Linked DNA regions of Homo sapiens: region 1 is linked to region 2. The links are chromatin loops, found by intact Hi-C in ENCODE. Cell type or tissue: CD4-positive, alpha-beta T cell. All regions are shown on one strand. Each heading gives the region's core, and the rest is flanking DNA. Links, peaks and the distances in the headings are about the cores only.

Region 1 (2,910 bases), core at 289-2,788, 190 kb after region 2:
CTGTGTCCTGCTGCATCCCCGCACTTAACACAATGCCCGGCACACAGGAGGCGCCTAATAAATGCACCTTCTAAGGAAGCAGTCTAGTGGGAGCTGTGGTGTTTAGCAGCAGAGGCGTTGGAGCCTGACAGACCTGACGGGCGTCCCAGCTCTGCCACTTCCTAGCAGTGTGACCATGGGTCAGTTACTTACCTTCTCTGAGCTTCAGTTTCCTCAGTAGTAAGGTGGAAATGATAACAGTACTTACCTCATAAGGTTGTGGTGAAAGTTAAATGAGGTAATCCATGGTACTTGGCAAATACATAGCCAATAAACATTATTAGTAGTTACTAATAAGAGAAGGTAGTGATTCAAAATCATACAGCAGAGCTGGGATTTGAGCCTACCTCTCTGCAACTGTAAAAAGCCTGACCCCTTCCATTATGCCACAGTGCCTTGGGTTCAGGCTGGGCTGAAGTGTCAGGGGAGACTCCTGGAAGAAGGGGCTGGAGCTGGACGACAAGAAGGAAAGAAGCATTCCAGATGTGAAGAACAGCTGGAACAGAGGTGCAGCAGTTGCGATGGGCAGGGTGATCGTGGAACACAGGGAGGGGGGTGGTGAGGAGGGCTGAAGTGGGAGATGGAGGATTGAACTGCTACATGATGGGAACCCCCTGGATAAGGCACTCAGAGGGTCAGTGAGCATTATTAGAGGCAGGACAGATGGCCCTCGCCACTCAATCCCTCTGAATTTCCCAATCCTCTGTCCCGCCACTCCCGCTAACTCTACAGCCCCTCTCAGTTCTCACCATCTCCCCTTCCCATTTGCCCATGCTGTCTCCTCTGCCTGGTCCCAGGCCCCTCCCATCTCTGCCTGTTGAGCCCCCTCATCCTTAGAGGCCTATTTCAAAGGATACTATAACCCCCAGGGAACCTTCCAGGCCCCTAGACAGAAGCATGACAGCATGCACAGCAGCATCCCTTCAGGTGCCCTGGAGACACACCATCCTTCATGCATCTTGCTGCCGTCTTCCGTTTTCTCAAGTGTGACTTTTCTCAGTCTGCTCAGCCCCACCACGTGGTCGTCTCCAGTGCCCCATCCCTCGGGGCGCACCCAGTTCACACTGACCCGCCTGGCTGCTCCAGCAAGAATGAGGAAGTGGCTTTGTATTGAAAAGACCCACGCTGAGAAGTGGACAGCTCTTTTCCTTTCTTTTTTTCCATGTCATTTCTCCATTTACCCATTCTTGGTGTAAGCAGAGGTCCCAAGCTCAGCAGGGGAAACTCCAGGCAGAGGAGAGTGCACTGAGCCACATTTTCTGACTTCCTTTTTTTTTTTTTGAGACTCACTCTGTTGCCAGGCTAGAGTGTAGTGGCATAATCTCGGCTCACTACGACCTCCGCCTCCCAGGTTCAAGAGATTCTCCTGCCTCAGCTTCCCAAGTAGCTGGGACTACAGGCACGCACCACCACACCCAGCTAATTTTTGTATTTTTAGTAGAGAGGGCGTTTCACTATATTGGCCAGGATGGTCTCAATCTCTTGACCTCGTGATTCACCCGCCTGGGCCTCTCAAAGTGCTGGGATTACAGGTGTGAGCCACCGCACCCAGCCTTCTGATTTCTTAAGACATGAATTTGAGGCTGCCGTTGCCAAATTACGTAGTCAATTTATCAGTTGAATTCATAGGACTGCTCTGTCTCAGGTGAAACTTAGGGCACTGACCTCGATGAGAATGAGACAGTGTCATATGGGAAGATATGGACAATTTAGAGGCCCCCCCCCGCCCCCGCCCCCGCCCCCGCCCCAACAACATCTACTCCACCGCGCCTCCTAGTGGCAGAAGCAGTCCTTGCTCCTCTACCTGCGGAGGCTCCTGCTGCCTTGCCCGAAGATCTTGCAATGACCTTGCCTGGAAGTTATCCTGCAGCGTTTTAGTTATTTATTGCTGAGTAACAGGCCACTCCACATGTAGTGACTTAATTGGGTTTGCTCAGATGACTGCAATCACTGGATGCTGGGCTCAGCTGGGATAGTTGGAATGGCTGATGCTGGGCCTCTCTGTCTACAGCATCCTCCTTCCCAGTTTCTTCATGGCACGGTGACCTCAGGATTCCGGGAGAATGGAGGCAGGAGCTAAGCATCTGAGGCCTGGGCTCTGCAACTTGCATTATGTCACTTATAATACATTCTCCTGGTTAAAGCTAGTCATCAGGCCAACCCAGATTCAAAGCGTGAAAACTAGACTCCTCTTCTGGAGCATAATATGGTGGGCATCTGTCACCTGAGGAGAGGCCAGTTCTCTTCATGCCCCACTCACGTTGTCTCCAGCCCCATCATGGATAGATCCTTGCCTGCCTAATTCCTGAGTCAAGTCTGGGAGGAGGCAGCACACACATCAAAAGAATTGCAAGATTTTGCTAACTTATATCAGCAAAAATCTGGATAGCGTATATCAGAATGTTTTCTGTGGGTGCTAATCCAGGGACGGAGGAATATGACTTTCACCGGGCTGAATTTATTAATATAGGTACATTTAGCTGAGATTCTAGATTCAATGTGCCAGTGTGAGCAGCTAGGAGTGGTTTTGTTTGCTTAACTGGTTGACTGACTCCTGGATTCAATCAAGGCCTGTGCTCATTGAAATTGAGATGCCAGAAGTTCCTCGTTTTAATATAGAAGATGCAATCCAAAGACCAAGGGAGGGAGGAATGTTGAGGTGACTGTTCCCTGTGTGGCCCACTCCCTCTCCTTGGCTAAGCTCCACATGCCTAACTTCCTCTTGTACAGAAAGACCCCCTTCACCAAGGCACCCAGAAACACATGAGTGAGGGAAGCATCTCTGAAGCATGTTGCAGCACTTGCTCTCTGTGGGCTCGGCATACTGGTGGGAGATGCTGCCATGAAAATGGACTCCATGATTTCAGTGGA
Region 2 (2,910 bases), core at 264-2,763:
TCAAATTCTTGGAGGTGGAATGTGAGCAACTCTGAATCCCAGGGCTCAGGCTGTATACCTGGGAGTGGTTCGTCTGGGTTGTAGGACTGCAGGATCAACATTCCTTAAGGATATACCAGACTCCACAAAGCAGCTGTGCTGCTGTATTTCCCCCCAGCAGGCTTGGCAAGATCCATTGTTCCACATCCCCATGAAGGGGTAAAAGACAACGCCAACCTGAAATATGCCAGATTGGTATACTGATTATTGCAAGAGGAAAACACTGGAGAAATTGTAGTTTCTGAAAGGCTGAGCTGACCTGTCTCTTGCTACATGAAGCAAGCAATAAAGATTCCTCTGGGAGGAGTCCCTTCTCCACACCAGACAGAGAAAATAACACTTATCAACGGAGACTGGGAATTGGAAGTCACCATGGACCTGAATAAACATACTTAACAGTAACCCTTATCTTCCACTTGGTTCACAGCTCACCACTACCATGTATCTCCTAGTGACTTCCCTAGAAAATCTACTGCCCCATAGCCAGATTTTCTTGGTGCTGTCATTTCTTCTCAAATGTATCACTCTATCTAAAAAGTATAAAAGTTTCTTGCTTTGGCCACTTCTTCATGCTTCACCCTCTTACGAAGATCCCCATATACATGTAAAATTAATGAAATTTGTATACTTTTCTCTTGTTAATCTGCCTGTTGTTGATTTCGTTTCTAGATCCAGCGGAAGAGCTCACTAAGAGCTAAAAGAAGGGGTTACAGGTGATCTCTGGCTCCCCAACACTCCCCAAGTTGATGACTGGGTGGGGTCTTGCAGCATTCCTGAGGCAAACACATCCATCATCTCTCCAGGGAAGTCCAAACTAAGCAGAGGTTACTTGGAGCCAGGACCTCAGACTCCCAAGCCTGGTGAGTCAGGTTTTGGGGTTTTTGTATGTGTGTGTCTTGCTTTTTGTTTTTTTTTTTTTTAGAGACAGGGTCTTGCTCTGTTGCCCAGGCTGAAGTGCAGTGGTACAACCTTGGCTCACTGCATCCTCAAACTCCTGGGCTCAAGCAATCTCCCCACCTCAGCCTCCTGAGCAGCTGGGACTACAGGCATGGGCCACCATGCCTGACTAATTTTTATTATTATTATTATTTTTAGATATACGATCTCACTATGTTGCCCAGGCTAGTCTTGAACTCCTGGCCTCAAGCCATCCTCCTGCCTTGACCTCCCAAAGTTCTGGGATTATAGGTGTGAGCCACCGTGCCTGGCCAAGAGTCAAGGTCTGAACTAGATTGGATGGTTCTAATAGCTTCTCTTTACGAAAGCCCTCAGCACTCACCCCTAAGTTAAAGCTCTCTCTTCCCTGTCATACCTGGTTCCTGTCCCTCCCTGGTCAGCTTGGCTGCATGCCAGTCCTTGGCTCTTCCCCTCCCCACTTGCCTCCAAGCTAACCAGCTGCCTGTTCACACAGCCTTATTCTGGGTAGGAAGCTGGGAAGTTGGTAGCATTGGCTTGTTAGCCTCTTGTTCCTGTCCTCCAGCTACTTAAGTGGAGTCACACAGTATATTCAGACCCATATGTGTGGATTTCACTAGTCAAATCCTGGGAAGCCAGTCTCCTGCCTGTTGTTTCTGTGGGGCATGCCCACCCCCCGCTATGTATTGTTCTCCATGCTCAGGCCTTTGAATGGAGTTTGAATGGGGTTACCAATGGTGTCCACTTGGCTGGGGGCCAGGTTTGTAATGGCGGTAGGATGCGGAGAGCAGCAGCCCCAACCCTTTCTGGGAAACAAATTGACCACGTTGCTGTAGTTGGTTGTTATGACCACCAGAGTGCGCAGTATGCACAGTTTTGGGAGAGCCAGTTAAGAAGGGTGGCATTTTAAACCTAAAATTAAGTGATAGCAAAGACGGAACTTATGATGAAAAAAAAATGAAAATAAAATTAAACTAGATAAACCTACTGCCTCTGGGTATTCCAGCTGTGTTCCCTGTCTTCAACCTGGGCTCAGTAACAGCGCTTCAAGAAGGGTCCAGCTGGTCTTTCTTACCTGGCTGACCACTGAAACTGCCCTCCCGCTCCTGGCCCTTTTTGGCCCTGGGAAGGCCCTTGCAGCTGCTCCTGGGCCCCATCTCTCTAGAACAGATGCTGGTCCCATGCCCCTGCATGACGCCTGATGGGGCTGGGACATCCTTGGCCTTTCTGTTCCAGCAGTCTGATCTGTGGCCGACTTCTTCCCACATTTTTCCTTTGAAGGAGCTTTCTCTGTCCTCTACGTTGTGGTAGTGTGGTCCTTTTGCCTGTAACGAAATAGTGCCTGCTCTGTGTAAGAATGAAAGGCACTGGTGTCTTGTGGTCTTCCCCTAAGAGCAGAGATATGAGCCACGTGTTCGTGTTGGGTAGGACTTGTTGAAACTGACTCACTAAACAAAAACACTGAAGATTAATGTAAACCTAAATGCCAAATTGTTTGTCTGCATTAAAAGCAATGACGGCCGGGCGCGGTGGCTCACGCCTATAATCCCAGCACTTTGGGAGGCCGAGGCGGGTGGATCATGAGGTCAGGAAATCGAGACCATCCTGGCTAACACGGTGAAACCCCGTCTCTACTAAAAATACAAAAAAAATTTAGCCGGGCGTGGAGGCGGGCGCCTATAGTCCTAGCTACTCGGGAGGCTGAGGCAGGAGAATGGCGTGAACCCGGGAGGCGGAGCTTGCAGTGAGCCGAGATCGCGCCACTGCACTCCAGCCTGGGCAACAGAGCGAGACTCCGTCTCAAAAAAAAAAAAAAAAAAAAAAAAGCAATGCTAACCCATTCCATCTAACAAGGATTTTCCATGTGCTAAGCACTAAGCTAAATGCTTTACAGATACCATTTAATTCAATCATAGAAATTCTATGAAATTAATGATAATTCCTCCATGTTATGGA

What was found. Peaks named below come from ENCODE experiments on the same cell type or tissue, not always from the same donor. Only the 100,000 strongest peaks of a DNase experiment are listed, where the experiment ranks them.
Region 1: a loop joins it to region 2, with 19 times the contacts of the local background. A loop is called at or near these places in 4 of 110 quality-filtered maps.

What each region holds. Positions count from the first base shown.
Region 1 is chr11:75,575,567-75,578,476 of GRCh38, forward strand. No RefSeq gene overlaps it. Among named protein-coding and RNA genes, the nearest start is that of MAP6-AS1, 6.2 kb to the right of the region's middle. RefSeq lists an enhancer at 941-1,441 and a silencer at 2,564-2,732. In CD4-positive, alpha-beta T cell, for the core only: a CTCF peak has its summit at 1,839 (motif pointing left); DNase peaks (open chromatin) are centred at 1,135 and 1,805.
Region 2 is chr11:75,387,085-75,389,994 of GRCh38, forward strand. No RefSeq gene overlaps it. Among named protein-coding and RNA genes, the nearest start is that of RPS3, 11 kb to the right of the region's middle. In CD4-positive, alpha-beta T cell, for the core only: CTCF peaks have their summits at 1,814 (motif pointing right) and 2,015; a DNase peak (open chromatin) is centred at 1,787.